Regions from separate parts of the Homo sapiens genome. Here region 2 is linked to region 1. A link is a loop called in an ENCODE intact Hi-C map of the cell type or tissue named here. Cell type or tissue: heart right ventricle. All regions are shown on one strand. Each heading gives the region's core, and the rest is flanking DNA. Links, peaks and the distances in the headings are about the cores only.

Evidence for each region. Peaks named below come from ENCODE experiments on the same cell type or tissue, not always from the same donor. Only the 100,000 strongest peaks of a DNase experiment are listed, where the experiment ranks them.
Region 2: it touches region 1 in a loop (3-fold over the local background); 19 of 110 quality-filtered maps call a loop at or near these places.

Annotation. Positions count from the first base shown.
Region 1 is chr4:75,648,336-75,659,048 of GRCh38, forward strand. It overlaps G3BP2 (G3BP stress granule assembly factor 2), which reads right to left. Exons shown (of 12, transcript NM_203505.3): 3 at 10,508-10,589; 4 at 9,222-9,395; 5 at 8,589-8,679; 6 at 7,433-7,535; 7 at 6,731-6,911; 8 at 5,648-5,746; 9 at 304-406. Among named protein-coding and RNA genes, the nearest start is that of G3BP2, 20 kb to the right of the region's middle. In heart right ventricle, for the core only: a CTCF peak has its summit at 5,699 (motif pointing right); no DNase peak of the experiment used is centred there.
Region 2 is chr4:75,841,833-75,852,545 of GRCh38, forward strand. No RefSeq gene overlaps it. Among named protein-coding and RNA genes, the nearest start is that of PPEF2, 55 kb to the right of the region's middle. In heart right ventricle, for the core only: a CTCF peak has its summit at 6,619 (motif pointing left); no DNase peak of the experiment used is centred there; H3K27ac peaks cover 459 bases.

The sequences.
Region 1 (10,713 bases), core at 819-8,818:
GACTCCGTCTCAAAAAAAAAACAAACAAACAAAAAAAAAAAACAAAAAACCGTGACAATAACCAAATAAGACTTAAGTCTTTTACACCTTCAAAATATGTCACCATGGCATGTCAACCAATCCTCCCTAAAAATTGGTTATTTGGCCCCAGACACTATTTAGCAGGTTGCTCACATCACATCTTTAAGCAATTTGAGACTATATGGGTCTGTGTATAGAACGCATCATAGTTTTTTGTTTAAGTTCAGTCTTTTACAGCCTTACAAATGTTAAATGCTAAAGGCTATAAAGGAGCTGACTCACCTGGTCTTGGTCCTCTAGGAGGAAAACCAGGTCGTTCTCTAGGTCGTTGTTCACGCACACGAGGTGGCTGAGATTGAACTTCTGGTTTAGCTTCGACTCTTGGCTAAAATATAAAGAAAAAAAAACATTATAAAAAACACTCCACTGGAGAAAAACCAACCAAAGCACCTAACGACAAGTCACTAGCAGACATAACAGTAGTTTTAAGTTTAGAATGTTTTTAACATAGTGTCCTATGTATGAGAAAAATAAATTTTTATCAAGATATTCTGTACCAATCTAGGACTGTAGGTAGCTTTTGTTTTCCCACTTAATGCTGTGTAACTCACAATAAGTTGCTTTTTACAGTCACATTTTTTCATTAAAGTTATATCAACACTGAAATAGCATAAAAGGTATTGCTACCAAAAAAAAAAATCACAAAAATGCAAGATGAACCACTCCATGTAAATACATAAACAAAATTAAAAGCCATCTTCATCTTAGACAAGAATACATAACACATAATTTCTGAAAATCTAATTTGCTATCCTTCAAATGTAACAGTGCTCAGTAGTATTGCCTAAATCTCTGCCCATAACCTTAAAATCAGTATTTTTATAGTTCAAAGTATAAAAATTAGCTTGCTCTAACACCTGAAATTGCTACCTGTAAGGTTAAAATGCATGTTAAAAAAATGACAGAAACTTATAGGAACTTGTATGTAGCATCTCAAATAGTTAAAGTCCTTTAGCTCCCTACTGTTCTTCCTTATGAGAAAAATATGCATTTGAAGTATTGGTCCCAACGATTTTCCTTAACTAGGGGTCTGGGAGTAATAGGACAGTTTAAGATGCCTCCCAAAAGTTTCTGCCAACTGCTGAATTAAACATATAATTATTTTTAAAACAAAATTACATCGGCGTCTGCTATTACCTTTTCCTCAAGACAACAGCATTTTCAGTATTCCCAACCTCTTCAGACCTTCTACTACCCAAATATTTATGGTCCAAGGAGAGACAAATATATGAGCCTACAAAGGATGCTGAAAACACCCAACAGGATATGGAGAACATGTCCTCAACTCAGAAAGCTAGTAATTTCAGTCCCATCTTTAAAGATGGTCATCTCCATGTAATCCCAGCACTTTGGGAGGCCAAGCTGCGCGGATCACCTGAGGTCAGGAGTTTGAGACCAGCCTGCCCAATATGGCGAAACCCAGTCTCTACTAAAAATACAAAAAATTAGCTGGGTGTGGTGGCAGGCACCTGTAACCCCAGCTACTTGGGAGGCTGAGGCAGGAGAATCGCTTGAACCCGGAAGACGGAGGTTGCAGTGAGCCAAGATCACGCCACTGCACTCCAGCCTGGGCAACAAGAGTGAAACTCCTTCTCACAGAAATAAATAAGTAAATAAATAAAAAAGTGGTCATCTCTGAGGACCTCAGTCCATGCAGCGGCTCAAACTCTTTAATCATTTATATAACAGATATTGTAATTTACAAGGACAAATTCTGACACAAAAATGCTTCCTTCAGCCAGGCACAGTAGCTCATGCCTATCACCCCAGCACTTTGGGAGGCCGAGGCGGGCAGATCACCTGAGGTCGGGAGTTCGAGACCAGCCTGACTAACATGGAGAAACCCTGTCTCTACTAAAAATACAAAATCAGCCGGGTGTGGTGGCACATGCCTGTAATCCCAGCTACTAGGGAGGCTGAGGCAGGAGAATCACTTGAACCTGGGAGGCGGAGGTTGCGTGAGCAGATCATTGTACTCCAGCCTGGGCAACAAGAGAGAAACTCCATCTCAAAAAAAAAAAAAAAAAAAGCTTCTTTCAAAAATGACAATTTAATGTAAATGATTTCAGCCACTGTAACCAAAAGGAATATTAACTCCTATGCTAACAGTTTAACCAAGTTTGCCTGCCTCTTCCTAAATTCTGTTTTCCTCTATGTCAATGTCCTATTTCCCTCAAGATGAAGTTGCTTACCATATTCTAGAATTCTACTAGTTATAAAATGAATATTTTTAACTCTCTCCAGGTTTTGTTGTTATTTATATGTATTTACTCCTATAAAGTCTGTATCTTTTATTTTTTTAGAGAGACACAGTCTTACTCTATTGCCCAGGCTGGAGTGCAGTGGCACAATCATAGCTCACTGTAACCTCAAATTCCTAGGCTCAAGTGATCCTCCTGCCTCAGCCTCCCAAGCAGCTGAGACTACAGGCACGCCAGTGCCCAAGGCCCATATCTTAACTTACTTTTACATCACCCAAAGAACCAAGCACAGTGCTATTAGACACAGATGTTCAGTAACTATTTGTTCATTTAAATTAAATTACATTTTTAGTTCTCTGACCCAAAACATGCAGGATAATGTTCTATGTCTGACAAAGATACGTAAGTGACAGCCCTGAGACCACCGCTATCTGTATTTGGGGTTTAATTCTATATAATAATTTGATGCAAAATGTGATGCTGAAAAAGGCAGTTATTTAGAAACTTCAACTAAGGGGGTCTAAAGGCATACTTCAGTATGAATATAAACAGAATTAGAGAATAAACGTACTCTGTCAAAGTTTAATAAAGTGAGTGTATTACTGGCAATTAATAAAAACACTAAATGCACCTTTATTACAAAATTTAAGAAAAACCTTAGACTCATTCAATCCAAATGTTATCAAAGAACTTGAGGCCCTGGTCTTGACTGATTTAAATTCTTTTCAAAACAGATTATCAAAACACGAGTAACTACAAGTAGCAAAATAAAGTTCTTCCTTATTCTTTAAGGATGAAAATTAAAAACAGATAAAGTTAAATATTAATAATTTCCAACATCTTACAAATAATTCATGCCATTGATTTAGGAATCTGACTTTAAGTAGATATCTGATGATGCCAGTTTAAGAAAAATACAAGAACAAAAAGCTAACACTGTCCCTTTCAGTAACTGATTGACATATGTTAACTAAGTCAGCTGCATACTTATAATTCTTCAGGTCTCCAGTTTCATGATTAAAACTAGTTTTTCTGAACAGATAACATGGCCAATATGCCACACAGTAGAGGGCCTTAAAATTAATTCCATGCAACCAGAAAGTATGATCAAATGACAAACCCACAAATGAAGGTCAAACAGAATATGAAGTAAGTACAGAACCATCAAATCAAGTCAATAAAAGCAGGTATAACCACAAATAATAAGCCCTTCAATTAAACATAAGCTTTGTAGGTGAACTAGTCAATTTCCAGACAAAATATTTTATTCAAGAAATTAACTTACCTACTTCTAAGTTAATGCCTACCAATACCCTGGAATTAACTTCCTTTTATCAATAATCTATGTTCAAAGTACAAGGAAATGAATACTACACAAAAGTAACAAACTAAAATTGAAGGATTATTAAATCAAGTAGAAATATCATGAATCCATTTTAAGTATAGCCTAAAGACATTAGAACGTTCTTTTAAAGTTTAAATTCTAAACATTTAAAATTTTTGTTTTATTAAAGGGGTGGCATAGGAAATACAACTTCATTTCCTACAACTAACTTTGAAAATATATTTAAGGCAAACTACTTGAGATAAATATGAAGGTATTTTTCTGGGCAAGAGACTAGGATTTAATCAGGCATGTCTTAAGAGTCCTCTTTGATGCAAATACAGATAAGATACATGACTCTGCAGCAAGGTGCTGGAGAATTGCATAAGGTTTACATGAGGCTGGGCGCAGTGGCTCATGCCTGTAATCCCCACCGTTTGGGAGGCCAATGCGGGTGGATCACTTGGGTCAGGAGTTTGAGACCAGCCTGGTCTACATGGTGAAACCCCGTCTCTACTAAATATACAAAAATTAGCCAGGCGTGGTGGCGGGCACCTACAATCCCAGCTATTCGGGAGGCTGAGGCAGGAGAATCACTTGAGCTGGGGAGGTGGAGGTTGCAGTGAGCTAAGATAACGCCACTGCCACTACCACTGCACTCCAGCCTGGGCGACAGAGCGAGACTCTGTCTCAAAAAAATAAACGTTTACATGAGCCACATATGGACTCATGTCCCACTGCATGACTTCAAAGCCCAACCCTACTATGTACATAAATGTCTGTGAGTTACTCTAGACCTCAATTTTTTGATCTCTAAAACAGAAACAATAGTACCCACCCTGACAGGGTGGTTGTGAGGATTCACTGAAAATGAACAAAAAGTGCTTCACACAATGCTTGGCGCATATCAAAGGCATAAGCACTAGCTATTTTAACTTTTAACTGTTTAAACTCTCTGAAATGAAATAATCCAAAGGTTCCAAATCCAAATCTGATAGGAAATGAAGATTCCAAAAGAAGGGCCAAAAGTTATTTATTGGGTCTTCATATGGGTAGAAAAGCACAAAACAATACTGCACAAACTAATTTCCTTTGTTAAGATGGAACTCTGGGTGACCATCTTACATAAGGGTAACCACGCATTGCCTGAATACCCAAATGAAAAAAAAAAAAAAGTATCACGGGCGTATTCTACTTTTATGTAGCTGATTATGTGTCCCAACACCAAAAAACTAAAAATTACTACTTTTAAAACCTCAAAATTTCACTGCTTAGAACATATAAAAGATACATTTATATACTAACATTTCAAACATAAATTTTCTAGTGGAATGAAGTTTAATGCAAAATGTAGGGAAAAAATTGGACACCCTTTATATGCTGATAAACTTAATTAGAATTTAGTTCATTCTAAACTAAATCTAACAAACTTCTTAGGTAGGCAGTGTCTTATTTTCACATTTTTGAAAGCTCTGAAATGGGTAAGATGACAAACAGACAAAAAGCAGAATACTAGAATGATCAGTTAAGGTGAACACTACAGTCATAAGTTGGTACAGGCTTCAATTAAGTGGTGTGAACCACTTACACACTGAGAGCTTAGGCAGCGTATGTTAAAAAGTTTCCTGGTTTTTTTTTTTTTTGCTTTAAAAAAAAAAAAAAAAACAAAAACGATTCTTTATTACGCCACACTACTTTGTGCCTCTCCGAATTTCTTACCTAAAATATTTTTGCTAAATAGAATTTGAAGCTTTTGAAAAAGGAACATTCTTTTTGTTATTTTAAGAAGCCTTTTAAATGACAATATTATATACTGGTAAAAACCAACTTAATCTGTATTTCACACACCCAAACCCCAAATACCACCTATGTAGATGATGAATGGAGATTTGACATTTAAAGTGGGTGCACTGACATATAATACAAGTTTTTTGTATATTTAATCCATAATTTCTGATTGACTCATTTTTAAAAGTATTTTAAAAATAAGCAATTGGCAATGTAACAAGGATACAATCCAATGTGTTCACAGATTGGTTACCTGTGAGACTGGTGCTTTAACATGGGGTGGAATTCCAGAGGAAGAAACAGTACCACTAGGAGGCAGGTTTTTACTGGTCACTGAAGCCCAGGAGAAAGCCTGCAGGAAATGCAACAAACCTAGACTACTAATCATGGAAAACCACCAACATTCCTATAGGGAAACTTCCAAATATATATTTTCTTTTCATTTCTAAACTATTGCTCTATATTGGAAGACTCCTAAAAGAAAGGCACACACACACATGCCAGTCTATGTGCCAGCTTTCAAAATCTCATTATGCAAGCTTATTTATAACTTTTGTCTGACTACTAAGTAAAACCATAAGCAAGTTCCTACGTACTCTAAGTAGATGAGCAAGTGGCAAACAAAACCACTAACAAACATGCTAGAAAAACCTGAACCTAATAGAAACAATTTATTTCCCCTTTGGGGGTAAGATAGGGTGTGTGATGGTGTTAACGGGAGAGGGAAGGATAGGAAAGAAGAGAGTATTAGCTGGAAACTCTGACATTCACAAATTGAACAAAGAATCTCCTCCTATCACCACTCAAATATACTTTAACCTTTGACTTTGAAGAAAGATAAAAGAAGTTTCAGGTAGGCTTACATGATACACTAAGGATGTCACTCATCTTTCCAAGATAGTTTAATTGGTGTAGAAAGGAAACTGATCCCATTTAAACCACAAACAACAGGTATCTCTTCTTTTAATTATAGACCAACTTGTTTAAGTTGGGAAACTGCATGATTCCTGGTGCATCTGTGCTCAGAGAATTTAATACAGAATGAAAGAACAACTGACAGCTCTATACATGGATCCAAATAATTTCATATAAGTTACTAAACAATGCATACAGACAAGGATTCATCTTAAGTTATAAGTTTCACTCTTAGAGGGGTATTTTGCGGGGCAGGGAAACAATAACATTTTCTCAGGTAACAAACAAACCCCACAGCTTCTTTCATATACATAAAATAATTTACTAAACAATTTAACATAATAGAAAAAGGTCATACTTCATTAACAGCACCAAATTTGAACATGTGATGTTGTAAGTCTAAAGAGTTCTTTGATCTAACCTTTGGTGGTTCTTGTGGCAGAGAAACAGGTTCTGCCGGAGGAGGAGTAGTAGATTTCTCCTCTAGTTCTTCTAAGTTCTTCTCCTCCACTTGTGGTTTCAGCTCTTCAGTCTTTGTTTCAGATTCTGGCTCAGGTTCAGGTTCATGAGAGGATTCTTCCAAAGGCTCCTCTATGCCATTACTACAATAAAATATTTAGTTCACTTTTTAGTAGGAGTTCAAGTAAGAAAAAATTCAATTTCTCTCTAATCCAATGGGTGTAACTAGTTATATGCCAATAACTTGTTCTAGATCTACAAAGTATTCAAAGCAAAATTCCAAAAAGAGCTATAAGACAGAAGGAATAATACTCTCAAGTAGCAGTTCTTTAATCCCACCATTTCAAAACTGAATTACTAAGAATGTTTACTTTAGTGCTAACTATAAACCTTATCTTTTATAAAAATAAAATGCTTACTCTGTGTTGTCTTCAACACTCTACATTATCAGTAAGGAACCACTGTTTTGGTGCAAGCCATGTTCAATTTTTGTATTAAATAAAACCATTCTTTCCAAATTTCTTGCATATACACAATAGGTACTCAAATACTGACATAATAGGTGGTTTTATCAAGAATTTACTTTCAACAATAATTCTAGGAACAGAAACCACCTTGCTGACATAGTTCAGACCAAATTTAACCTTGCAAATAGTATGCTTACGTCACAGGGTGAGCTTCATAGTAACCACTGTTAGCATTTTCTTGCACAGGTTCAGGAGATGGTTGTCTTTCTTCTTGTTCCTCTTCTACTTCATCTTCTGATTCTGAAAATACATAATACAGCACATCTTTTTTAAAGAGGCTTCACAATTTCTAACGGACATATTTTTAACATGTTTAAGGAAGTGGTATGATAGCAAAAAAGAAAATTTGACAATTTTCTTTCCTTTTTTTTTTTTTTTGAGATGGAGTCTTGTTCTGTTGCCCAGGCTGGAGTGCAGTGGTGTGATCTTGGCTCACTGCAACCTCCGCCTTCTGGGTTCAAACGATTCTCCTGCCTCAGCCTCTTGAGTAGCTGGGGTTATAGGTATGCACCATCATGCCCAGCTAATTTTTTTTTTTTAAGTAGAGATGGGGTTTTCACTGCATTGGCCAGGCTGGTCCCGAACTCCTGGCCTCAAGTGATCCACCCGCCCTGGCCTCCCAAAACACTGGGATTCCGGGCATGAGCCACCGCGCTCGGCTCCAATTTTTTTTTTTTTAATAACAAAGGCATTCAACTACAATATCCCCTGTTCTCTCAAAAACTGGAGAGCAAGGATGAAGTTTAATATTTATTGTACTCTATTAGAAAAAAACAAATCTTTCAGTAAAAGGAAAAAAGTTATATTAAAGCCACAATTTAGCTTCCTTTGTAACATATATTTAATAGAGCAATAATGATAAAGAAACTAACCACTGTACATCAATGGAAGATCAATTAAATAATTACGGCATAGCCACAACATAGACAGCCAACAAAGACATATTATTACATTAAAAAAAAGGAAGCTTTGAGTCAGTGTAATTCCACATTTATAAAAATACATGTTGCCAAGTATAGAATCCAAAAACCTTCTCCAATAGGCACCAAACTTGGTTATCTACAGAGGATGAGACTGAGGGGAACCTTTTTCCTTGACATCCAAATTTTGTATATTTTCAAACAATGGACATCTTTTTGTAACAACGACAACAACAACAAAACCATGAAAAAAGGATGTTTGACACAGTTACAATAAAGCAGCAAATTTCCGTAGATGTCATACTTATAGAAATTAGTCCATAAAGAGTACCAACAGAACCCTTCTATCTTCATATCTTCAAAGTAACCTCACCTTCATCAAGTTCAGGCTCAGAATCACCAAACACTTCATCTTCATAACGAAACATATCATTGTGAACATAAAATTTATTTGGAACAGATCCCTATAGGAAACAACATTTATTCCATAAATATCCAGAAATCTGGTATTATATAAAAGAGCAAATTACATGGCATACACAATTTCTCATTTTAATACTAGAGATCTTGACTCAATATAATTTTCCAATGCTGAACATGCTATGATGTTTATATAAAATAAAAAGGTCACTCAAAAAAACATAATAGCAAAACTCGCAATTACTTTTGCACCAACCTAGTAGAACTCAAGAAACAGCTATTTAATAGAAAAGAAACCAAAAGAACTCTTCTATTTTGTTTTCAAATGTAACCTTTCAAATATACCAATATATTTTTTGTATTAATGTAATCTTAATCATCTATTTACAAACTTGTATCAGTATTTGATTTTTAATTCCAAATAGTCAAAGCACATGTACACACACGCACTCACTCAAACAACAGGTCAAACACAAATTCCCCAAAAATAACAATATGCAAATCTAAACCTATTAGAAGAAACCTCTGGACACTTCAACCAACTAGCAACCATATAAATGAAAACTAAGTGAATTGAGAAACTTACTTCAGGAGCCAGAACAAAGGTTTGCATAAACTTTCTTTCTGGTTGTCCACTGTTAGACAGCAAACCCATGACCTGGACAACTACTCCATCACTCAAGGTTGCATGAGCATCCACATGACGAATTTTAGTATGACATTCACTGAAGTTCAGAGATAATACTTTGTGGTGTATATCCTTTATTAGGGAGGGAGGGAAAAATATAAACTCTGTGATACTGCATTACCTACACAATAATATTACCTACCCTCATTGATTTCCTTACAACTCTGCAATATTAACTAATCTTCCTGAACTGAATCCAACGACCATGCTGTGCATCACTGCCAGAATGATGTTCCTAAAGAAGAAATCACAATAGCTCTCCAATATTGTGCAGTAATCTGGGCTTTATACAGCTTTCTCCCACTTTTCTGTAGTAAGTATTTGGTCATTCTCACAAATTGTGTTGACGGCTCCTTGAACTTACACATAATTTTACTGTGTGTTTGCTGATGCTATTTTTTGTCTACTTATAATTCCTTATTTGGTAAGGCCAAATCTTGTGGTCTCACATCCTCTACACAAAGTCTTCCTTCCCTGTTAGGCCATAGGAAACATACATTTCTGTGCATTCCTATAGCATAGGGTTTAGCTCAGATTTGTATAAACTTAATACACTGTCTCAACTATCTCATGTATAAAATACATCAATGATATAAAACATACCATTTTCTCCTTTGTAGCCATCGTAATATAACACCATGTTTCATACAAAAATGATGTTTAAGAACTCAAGCATGTTTGACAATTATTGTCAAACTGAACAACTATTGACAATTTATGCTGACAATTACTGTCAAACATAAATTTCAGTTACCAATAACAATCATATTGGGGAAAAAAAAAAAAAGCCGGCCGGGCGCGGTGGCTCACGGCTGTAATCCCAGCACTTTGGGAGGCTGAGGCGGGCAGATCACCTGAGGTTGGGAGTTCGAGACCAGCCTCAACATAGAGAAACCCCGTCTCTACTAAAAATACAAAATTAGCCGGGTGTGGTGGTGCATGCCTGTAATCTCAGCTACTTGGGAGGCTGAGGCAGGAGAACTGCTTGAACCTGGGAGGCGGAGGTTGTGGTGAGCTGAGATCGCACCACTGCACTCCAGCCTGGGCAACAAGAGCAAAACTCCGTCTCAAAAAAAAAAGAGAAAGAAAGAAAGAAAAAAAAAGCCATGGACACAAGAAGGCTATTTTTTAAAATCTCCATCTTAACACAAAATTTCTAAACTACATATGAAATTGATACTTACATTTTGGCCATAAACAGCTTCCTGGGGCTTTCCACTAGCATCTACTCCACCATGAACATAGGAAGAATTCCTGCCATAAAACCTGCAAAACCATAATTAATGATTAACACTGAATTGTCAAGAGAAGCCTAAGAAGCAGAATTCTGGTGTCATAGACTAGGTTCCGGATCCCGCTCTGTCACTAATTAGTTGCGTGATCTTGGACA
Region 2 (10,713 bases), core at 1,752-9,751, 190 kb after region 1:
AGCTCACACAGCATGGTTGAGAGCTCTCAGCTCTATTTTCAGCGGCTGTTGGTAGTAGTGACAACTAAACAAAGAAGACTAGAATTTCAACAATGCTGTCTGTCCCAACTCAACAGGCATGACAAAGCAGTTTTCGATATACCGTATCAGTAAAGATGGTAAATACACAGGGAAATGTTTGAAATAGGAATAGCCTACCCACTCCCAGGGTGTAATGAAGACAGGCATCCAGTGGCAAAGCAAATGCTCCCTATTTAGGCTGGAGGGCCTGTCTTTAGCCAGAACACGAAACATAAATGGGAAGGCAAGGACTACACTGATGTAGTAAGCATTTACTTGGGAGACTTGACCTGAAAAAAGGAGCAGTCAAAACAGGAAAAAGTCAAGGACCTCTCAAATAACATCCTATTTGCCTATAGAGAGAGACAGCCCTAATTTGATAGAAAGGGCTACTACCCAAGGTCAAGATGTTGTCTGCAGGTGACTAAGATTTGCATTTGGCCTGGACACAGTACCATGTACTGTTACCATGGGGATCACAGAGACAAGGAATATAGAATGCCTATGTAAACTGTAAAGTGTAATACCAATTTGATGGTGGTGGTTCATTACCTAGAGGACCTTGCTACTCAAAGTGTGGTCTTTAACCAGCATCATCAGCCTCACCTAGGAAGTTGCTAGAAACGCTATTGAATGTGCTTTTTATTTTTTTTAATTGTAGTAAAATGTACATAATAAAATTTACTGTTTTAACCACTTTTAAGTACAGTTCTGTGGCATTAGGTACATTCACATTATCGTACAACCTCATTACTCCATCTCCAGAACTTTTTTTATCATCTGAAACTGAAACTCTGTACCTTGAATGTGCTTTTTTTTTTTTTCTTTCTTTTTTTGAGATGGAGTCTCGCTCTGTCTCCCAGGCTGGAGTGCAGTGGTGCAATCTCGGCTCACTGCAACCTCCACCTCCCAGGTTCAAGTGATTCTCCTGCCCCAGCCTCCCAAGTAGCTGGGATTACAGGCATACGCCACAACACCCCAGATAAATTTTGTATTTTTAGTAGAGATGGGGTTTTTCCATGTTGGCCAGGCTGGTCTCGAACTCTTGATCTCAAGTGATCCACCTGCCTCAGCCTCCCAAAGTGTTGGGATTACAGGCATGAACCACCATGCCCGGCCCCACATGTACTTTTAAACAGGATCTCCAGGTGGTTCATATGCACAGTAAAGCTGGGAAGCACTGTTCTAGGAGACTTCTCACCATGGTAAACCTAATAGCATACTGTGTGGTAGACCCTGTACTAAGTATTCTGCATGTCTTATCTCATCTAATCCTCTCAGCAACCTGATGAAGTAGATACTATCATGAACTCACTGTACAGATAGGGAAACATGTAAGCGTTTGTACTCAAGGTTGTACAATTTGAAGGGATGGAGCTGGGTCTGTGATTCCAGAGTGTGTGCTTTACTCCCTCTGAACTTTTTCTCTTTTTTTTTTTTTTTTTTTGAGACGGAGTCTTGCTCTGTCGCCTAGGCTGGAGTGCAGTGGCGCGATCTTGGCTCACCACAACCTCTGCCTCCCAGGTTCAAGCAATTCTCCTGCCTCAGCCTCCTGAGTAGCTGGGATTACAGGCGTGTGCCACCACGCCCGGCTAATTTTTTTTTGTATTTTTAGCAGAGACGGGGTTTCACCATATTGGCCAGGCTGGTCTCAAACTCCTGACCTTGTGATCCGCCCGCCTTGGCCTCCCAAAGTGCTGGACTTAGAGGCGTGAGCCACTGCGCCCAGCCCTTTTTCTTCTTTTTGAGACAGGGTCTCACTCTGTCACCCAAGCCAGAGTGCAGTGATGCAAACCCGGCTCACTGCAGCCTCAGCTTCTTGGGCTCAAGTGATCTTCCTGCCTCAGACTCCCATGTAGCTGGGACCACAGGCATGTGCCACCATGTCTGGCTAATTTTTGTATTTTTTGTAGAGCGGGAGTCTCACCATCTTGCCCAGGCTCCCTCCAGACCTTTTCTGTGCCCAGAAATATCCCAGCAGGTGTCTTGCATTTGAGAATGTGCATTGAGGAAGAAAGATGCCTGAATATGGAGAGGGAAGAAGTAAAATAAGATCCCCACTGCAAATAAATCTTTTATCTGTAGTTTTACACAGCTCTGGCATCCAGTAAAGAGATCTGGAGAATCTGGGACTGTGCTTTCACAGCATTATTTCATTTTGTCTCCCCAGAAACTTGAGTCTCCTAATTAAGATTTTCTTTCCTTTCTTAGGCATTTCAGCTGCTCCTATTTCTTTCTTTTTGGACTCTTCTAGAAAAACAGAGAAATCAAACAGGAAGCTGCTGCTGGGGAGTTCTGTGTTGGATAGGATAGTGTGGCCAGGCTCACTGTTCTACTACCTCAAACCCCAAGGTTTCAGCATGACTCAGGGGGTGCAAACTCCAAAAGGTCTAACTTGGAATGTGACTTAGGAACTCTGGCCAGTCTCCCTTGCTCAGATCTGAAACTGGGAAATTTTCAAAACCCAAAACCTTGCATAATCAGAAAGAATAAATCCCTATAAGGAAGAGAAACACAATGGAAAATTCCACTGGAGATATCTGAAATTGCCTGACTCTTGTGTCAGCAACTGGGAGGTCAGATGGCCACAAAGAGTACACAGTTGGACAAGATCTATCCTTCTAGGAAGTGGATTCCTGGAGGGTACTTCTGGTCATTAAAAGTTGCTTGAAAACTGTAGAAACTAAGACCCAGTGTTGTGTTTGTGCGTGTATGTGCAGTGGCGCAATCATAGCTCACTGTCACCTATTATTCCTGGGCTCAAGCGATCCTTTTGCCTCAGCCTCTGGAATAGTTAGGACTACAGGTGCACTGCCACCACCACACCCAGTTAACTTTTTAAATTTCCTTGTAGAAACAGAGTCTCTGTGTTCCCAGACTGGTGTTGAACTCCTGGCCTCGGCCTCCTGAAGTGCTGGGATTACCGGCATGAGCCACTGTTCCCAGTCCTGGTCTTCTTAATGATTGTTTCAGAACTACTCATGATCAAAGATCAGTTAGGCAAATGGTTCTCAATCCTGGCTAACGCTAGAATCGATCACCTGTAAAATTTCTTTAAGAATCCGGATGCCCAGGACCCATTCCCAGAGATTTGGATTTAATTGGTCTGGAGTGACACCCAGGCCCAGGTATTTTCCAATGTGTCCAATGTTGAGAAACACTGAATTAGACAAAGTAGGGCAAAACTGTCATTTATTTTTGTATTTGCTATGCCTAACACAGTATCTGTCCCTTAGTTAGGTATTCCGTAAGAGTTCATGGAATATGTATGTGAATAAATGAACTAGTGTCATCACATAAACAACTTTCAGCACTTAGGTTGCACTTTATGGGTTTCAAAATACTTTTGTATGTGCTGCTCTCATTTTAGTCTGTTAAAAAGGTAAACTGAGGCACAAAAAATTATTTTTAAGGTTTATTTGAGCAAACAATGAATCATGAATCACACAGCTCCAAACCAGGAGCAGTTTAGGGGCTCCATTAAGGAAGTATGAAAGAGGGACAGGCTCTTTTATTTTATTTATTTATTTATTTTTTGAGATGGAGTTTCACTCTTTGCCCAGGCTGGAGTGCAGTGGCACGATCTCAGTTCACTGCAACCTCCGCCTCCCGGGTTCAAGTGATTCTTCTGCCTCAACCTCCTGAGTAGCTGGGATTACAGGCAACCGCCACCATGCCTGGCCAATTTTTGTATTTTTAGTAGAGACAGAGTTTCACCATTTTGGTCAGGCTGGTCTCGAACTCCTGACCTCAGGTGATCCATCCACCTCTGCCTCCCATAGTGCAGGGATTACAGGCGTGAGCCACCATGCCCAGCCCTAGGAACAGGCTTTTATACCATGAATACCTAAGTAACACATAGGAAAGATTTGATTTGTTACAGCTATAAAGTTGCCTTATTTGGTCTATACTACTGGAAAGTCCCTACTTAGATAAGTTTGTTGGCTATTTCTGATTGGTGGAGCTTAAGTTCTGTTTTTCTTTAACACAGACATTTACAAGAAATAAGTTTTTCTTATGTTTGCAAATCAAGCGAGGTTAAGATCACCTATGAGGCCTAGCTGGCTTTGTCTGCTCAATGATTCTTCTAGCCTGGTCTCCATTTTAATTTACTTTAACAGATCTCATGTTCTCTGAAAAATATCACTGTATGATGCTCATCTTACAGATGGGGAAGCCGAGGCTTAAAGAGATTAGGTGATTTCCACCTCCACCCCAAATCCAACAAAACTAATAAATGGAACTCTTGTTTATTTAACTCTTTTCCACTCATAAGGTTTAATGACTAAGGATGGTTCTCATCTGGCTCCAGTCATGCCCTGAGAAAGTTTGTTTGCCTTGGCAAGTATGTCATTTATTCTTCCCACCTTGAGGTCTGAAAACTGCTTATTATAGAAAAATTCAAACAAAAAAGGTTATAAAATAGTATAATTAACCTTCATGTAATCATCACCCAGCTTCAACAGCGATCAACTCAGGGCCAGCCTCATTTTGTTCACACCCCTGCCTCTATTTTGAAACAAATCCCAGTAACTATGTCAGTATGTATCTCTAAGAATTTAAAAAAAATTACCTCTGGCCAGGCGCAGTGGCTCACGCCTGTAATCCCAGCACTTTGGGAGGCTGAGGAGGGTGGATCACCTGAGGTCAAGAGTTCGAGATCAGCCTGGCCAACATGGTGAAACTTCCTCTCTGCTAAAAATACAAAAATTAGCCGGGCATGGTGGTGGGCACCTGTACTCCCAGCTACTAATAGGCTGAGGCAGGAGAATCGCTTGAACCCAGGAAGCAGAGGTTGTAGTGAGACGAGATCATGCCACTGCACTCCAGCCTGGGTAACAGAGCAAAAACTCTGTCTCAAAAAATAATAATAATAAAATAACCTCAATATCATCACCATACCCCCCCCCACCCAAAAAAAGAATAAATTCTTAATATCACCAAATACTCAGTGGGCATTCACACATCTCTTGTCTTTTTAAAAAAAAAAAAAAAATTCTGGCCAGGTGCGATGGCTCACACCTGTAATCCTAGCATTTTGTGAGGCCAAGGTAGGTGGATCACCTGAGGTCAGGAGTTAGAGACCAGCCTGGCCAACATGGTGAAACCCTGTCTCTACTAACAATACAAAAAATTTTCCGGGCATGGTGGCGGGTGCTTGTAATCCCAGCTTCTAGGGAGGCTGAGGCAGGAGAATCGCTTGAATCCAGGAGGCAGAGGTTGCAGTGAACTGAGGTCGTGCCACTGCACTCCAGCCTGGGCAACAAGAGCGAAACTCCATCTCAAAAGAACAAAAACAAAAACAATTAGCCCGGTGTAGTGGTGCATGCCTGTAATCCAGGCTACTTGAAAGGCTGACGCAGGAGAATCATTTGAACCCAGGAGGTGGAGGTTGCAGTGAGTCGATATTATGCCACTGCACTGCAGCCTGGGCGACAGACTGAGACACTGTCTCAAAAATAAATAAATAAATAAATAAATAAATAAACAAACAGTTTCTTTGTTTGCTGTACATTTTATCAGAAAAAGAAATTAAAAAAATAAACAGCTTCTTTGATTAGGGATCCAAGTAAGTTCTACACATTGCAATTGGTTGATATGTCTCATAAGTCTGTTTTAATCTATAGGTTTCCCTTCATTTCTCTCTGTTTGCCTCCTTTTAATTTATTTGTTGAAGAAACCATTTGTCTTGCCAAGTCCCCACAGTCTGGATTTCACTGACCACAGCCTCCTGGCATCATTTAACACATTCCTCTGGGCCTTGTAGCTCCTATAATTTAATAGGTAGATCCAGAAGCTTGATTCGATTTGGGTTAATTTTTTTTCTTTTTCTTTCTTTCTTTTTTTTTTTTTTTTTGAGACAGAGTCTCCCTCTGTCCTCCAGGCTAGAGTGCTCACTGCAACCTCTGTCTCCGGGCTCAAGTGGTCCTCTTGCCTCAGCTGGGACTACAGACGTGTGCCACCATGCCCAGCTGACTTTTGTATTTTTGTAGAGAAGGGGTTTCACAATGTTGGCCAGGCTGGTCTCAAGCTCCTGAGCTCAAGCGATCCACCTACTTCTGGCTCCCAAAGTGCTGGAAATACAGGTGTGAGCCACTACTCCCGGCCAATTTTTTTTTCTCAAAACTTCCTAGATGCTTGTAAGGTCTTACATAAAGGGACAAATTTTGGTAACAAAACCAATTGTGAAGGCTAGGCAGCTAATACACATAAAATCATGGCCCAGAATTAAGGAGGGACCTGTGTAATTGTGACCATGAAGTGCCCAGTTTAGGCTGGGAGGACCCCTTTTCTAACTCTGGGTCCAAGTTTAGCCCTGCACATCCCCATCAGACGTCCCGGCCCCTTCAGCTCTGTGTGTTTGCTCCTCTCCTCTCCTGATTTCTACCATTTGGTGCCAGCATAGGCAGGCATTCTATGGGGACTCTTCCTTGGGAGTCAGCGTTTTCCTGTGACCTGGTAACATTGCTATTTCTAGCTAGTTGGTGATAAGGGATCAGCATTTTCTAGCAGCTACTGTTGCCACACAGAGCATTTGCTCAGAGCGACATCTAGTGGCTCTTAAAAAAATAATGTAGTGAGGTGTAGTGGCCCTTTTTTTTTTAGACGGAGTCTTGCTCTGTCTCCCAGGCTGGAGTGCAATGGCGCAATCTCGGCTTACTGCAACCTCCGCCTCCCCGGGGGTTCAAGCGATTCTCCTAAGATTACAGGCGCCTGTCACCGTGCCCAGCTAACTTTTGTATTTTTTAGTAGAAATGGGGTTTTGCCATGTTGGTCAGGCTGATCTCGAACTCCTGACCTCAGGTGATCCACCCGCCTTGGCCTCTCAAAGTGCTGAGATTACAGGCATGAGCCACCATGCCTGGCCATGGCCCTTTTCTAAAGCGACATCTGATTTTAAAATATGTATTTTATCGTAATTTTTAATTACAAAAGTAACTCATCATCATAAGAAAAACCCCAAAAGATATTGAATAGTAATAGCCTTGGCAATCAGATTGGCTTCCGAAATTTCATTCAAGTCTTTCCTGGTGCACCACTGAATGCAAAATGAAAATCCCACCAGATCTCAAGCCCCAAGAGTAACCACAGTGAATCATAGATCATGCTTCCCAGTGGCCGCATAGTATTTCCTGGAACATAGGGATGGGGATAATTGCTCACCTCATCTCTTATTAGTGGACTTTATGGGTAGATTTCGGGGTTTTTGCTTTTACAAACAATGCTTCCAGGAAGTCTTTGTACATATGGCCTTTGCATTCTTGAGAGTGTTTCTGTCAACAGTCATATAGAAAATGGAATTCTGAGTCAAAGAGAATGAGCATTTTTTGCTCTGATTTACACCTCTACCAATAATGTGCCTGTTTCTCCGTGTGCTCACAACCCCAGAATATTATCACTTAAATAAAAACGTTTGTGCATGTTGGCTTTTAATCTTTCTGTTTAAAAGAAAAAATGAATTTTTGGTGTTGTGGTGACTAGGTTGGGTTCTGTGTGATGCAATTTTTTTCTGACCATTATCTTCCTAGAGACAGTTCATACTGAATTTGTAACTGGTGGTGGATTCCAACATAGAAACAAGGATATTTGGACCCTTATTAATATTTGTGAACTCAAATTATATTTATGGATTGCCTACTGTGTGCCCATGCAGACACATGAAACCTGCCCTGTCTTCTGAGGGAACTCGCAGAGCAGTGGAGGCCGCCGGCATGCACGCCAGTCACTGCAATGAGTGGGTGATTCAGGCTCTACCTTGAGCAACATAAGGCAAGCTGGTGCCCGAGAGGAGGCAGTGAGGAGGAAGCAGTCAAGGGAAGGCTGCACAGAGGGGAGGGCGTTGAAGCTGGGTCTTGAAGAATAAAGGCCAGGCCCACAGGAAGGAGGGCAACTCAGGGAGGGGAAACAGAATGTGAGAGGAGTGGTGTGTTTGCAGGCTGCAGGAAGATCCAAGTGTCTAGAAAGAGTTTTGAGACTGCACATATGGCACAGGCTGGGTCACAGAGTTTGTACTTTATCTGCAAGACAAAGAGATTTTCAAACTCTAGATAATTTTATTTTAAAAGAAAACACGGCCGGGCTCAGTGGCTTACGCCTGTAATCCCAGCACTTTTGGAGGCTGAGGTGGGCGGATCGCTTGAGGTCTGGAGTTCGAGACCAGCCACAACATAGCGAAACCCTGTCTCTACTAAAAATACTAAAATTAGCCAGGTGTGATGGCACACGCCTGTAATCTCAGCTACTCAGGAGGCTGAGGCAGGAGAATCGCTTGAACCCGGGAGGCGGAGGTTGCAGTGAGCTGAGATCACACCACTGCACTCCAGCCTGGGAAACAGATTGAGACTCCGTCCTCCGTCTCAAAAAAAAAAAAAAAAAAAAAAAAAAAAAAAAAAGATAGTATTACCTCAATACTGTAATAGAGAAATCAATATCATTTGCCATAAATAGAACCATAAAAATTAATTTACAGAACAGAAAAAAAAAACCAAGTGTGTTTAAAACAGTTCAAAAATTAAAATGAAATCTAGGCCGGGTGCAGTGGCTCACGCCTGTAATCCCTGCACTCTGGGAGGCCGAGGTGGGCGGATCACCTGAGGTGAGGAGTTCGAGACCAGTCTGGCCAACATGGTGAAACTCCATCTCTACTAAAAATACAAAAATTAGCCAGGCGTGGTGGCAGGCGCCTGTAATCCCAGCTACTCGGGAGCTCTGAACCCGGGAGGCGGAGGCTGCAGTAAGCCGAGTTTGCACCATTGCACTCCAGCCTGGGGGACAAGAGCGAGACTTTGTCTTTAAAAAAAGAGTTAAAAAAATTAAAATGAAATCTAATAACTAATCTGTTTACAAAAAAATCATGTCTAAAATTATCTTCATCTGTGAGAAAAATAAACCAGTTTATGATCAATCAATAGTAATAAAGAGATTCAGCTCTGTATCATTTAGTTTAAGACTAAGATGAGGGTTATGTCAATGACAATTCTGTGTCTTTTTGTGTATGTTAATCAGCATCTCCCCCACCCATCCCCCCACGCCCCCAGAAATCTCGACACACTGATGTAGGTAGGTAGAGCTTCCCCCTGCTCCTGAAAAGCAGAGTCGCAGAAGCTCAGGGTGGCCACTGTAGCTCAGATAACCTAGATCCTACAGCCAGGAACTGAAATCCAAATCTTCTGACTCCACATTCTTATACCAGGCCGATGCCTGGTATAAAAGTTAACAGAAAAAAACCTTTCTAATTCATATATCTCTCCACATACAGAACTAGGCTGCCTGTAGGAGCAGTGACCTCTACCCTGGAGCATTTCCACAAAGCCTGGAGGACACGTGTATCTTTCGAGGTTTTTCTCCAGAGAAATGCTTTAGAGGTTGTACTTAATATCTGAAATTCCTTATAATTCTTAACAGTCTCTGAGTCTGTGACTGAGAAATATTTCAAGACACTAACACAGGGATTAAAAACTTTATCCCTTTGTTTTAATAATTAAAATGCAGACTAAAGGAGGTTTTGAGTTCTATAGAAATAAACACTCAAATTTAAAATAATGGTCTTTATGGCTGAACACAGTAGCTCATGCCTGTAATCCCAGCACTTTGGGAGGCTGAGGCGGGTAGATCACCTGACGTTAGGAATTCGAGACCGGCCTGACCAACATGGTGAAACCCCATCCCTACTAAAAGTACAAATAAAGTAGCTGGGTGTGGTGGTGGGTGCCTGTAATCTCAGCTACTCAGGAAGCTGAGGCAGGAGAATCGCTTGAACCCGGGAGGCAGAGGTTGCAGTGAGCTGAGACTGTGCCATTGCACTCCAGCCTGGGCGACAGAGCAAAACTCTATCTCAAATAAATAAGTAAACAAAATAAAATAATGGTCTTTAGAGATTTATGAAACCCTAATTATGTCTGCATGTGAGTTCTATGTCCAGCATTAGTAATAATTGTTTTTTTAAAAAAACAAAACAAGGCCGGGCACGGTGGCTCACAGCTGTAATCCCAGCACTTTGGGAGGCCAAGGCGGGTGGATCACCTGAGGTTGGGAGTTCGAGACCAGCCTGACCAACATGGAGAAACCCCATCTCTATTAAAAATACAAAATTAGCTGGGCATGGTGACACATGCCTGTAAACCCAATTACTCAGGAGGCTGAGGCAGGAGGGAGAATCGCTTGAATCCGGGAGGTGGAGGTTGCAGTGAGCCAAGATCGGGCCATTGCACTCCAGCCTGGGCAAAAAGAGCGAAAACTGTCTCAATAAATAAATAAATAAATAAATAACCAAAACCTAAAACACTTATTTACAACTTGAAGACATGTCAAAAATGCTAAAACAGAGAAATTCTTTTATGACTATTAGCATTTTCTCAGAAAAGATCGTTTCTGGGAAGTATGAGCCCTTCCTGAAATTATCCTTCTATTTTGATTAATACAACTAAACTTTAATTCCTTGGATTGTCAATGTTTTGAGTTATCTACTGCTACATAACAAATACCTCAAAAGTTAGTGGTTTAAAACAACAATAACCACCTATGATATTTCACAATTCTGTGAGTTAACTGGGGTGATTCTTCTGCTCCATGTGTTATCAGCTGGCCTCCCAAAGTGCCAGACATGAGCCACTATGCCTTGCCATTCTCAGTTTTAATTTCTAATACAGTAAA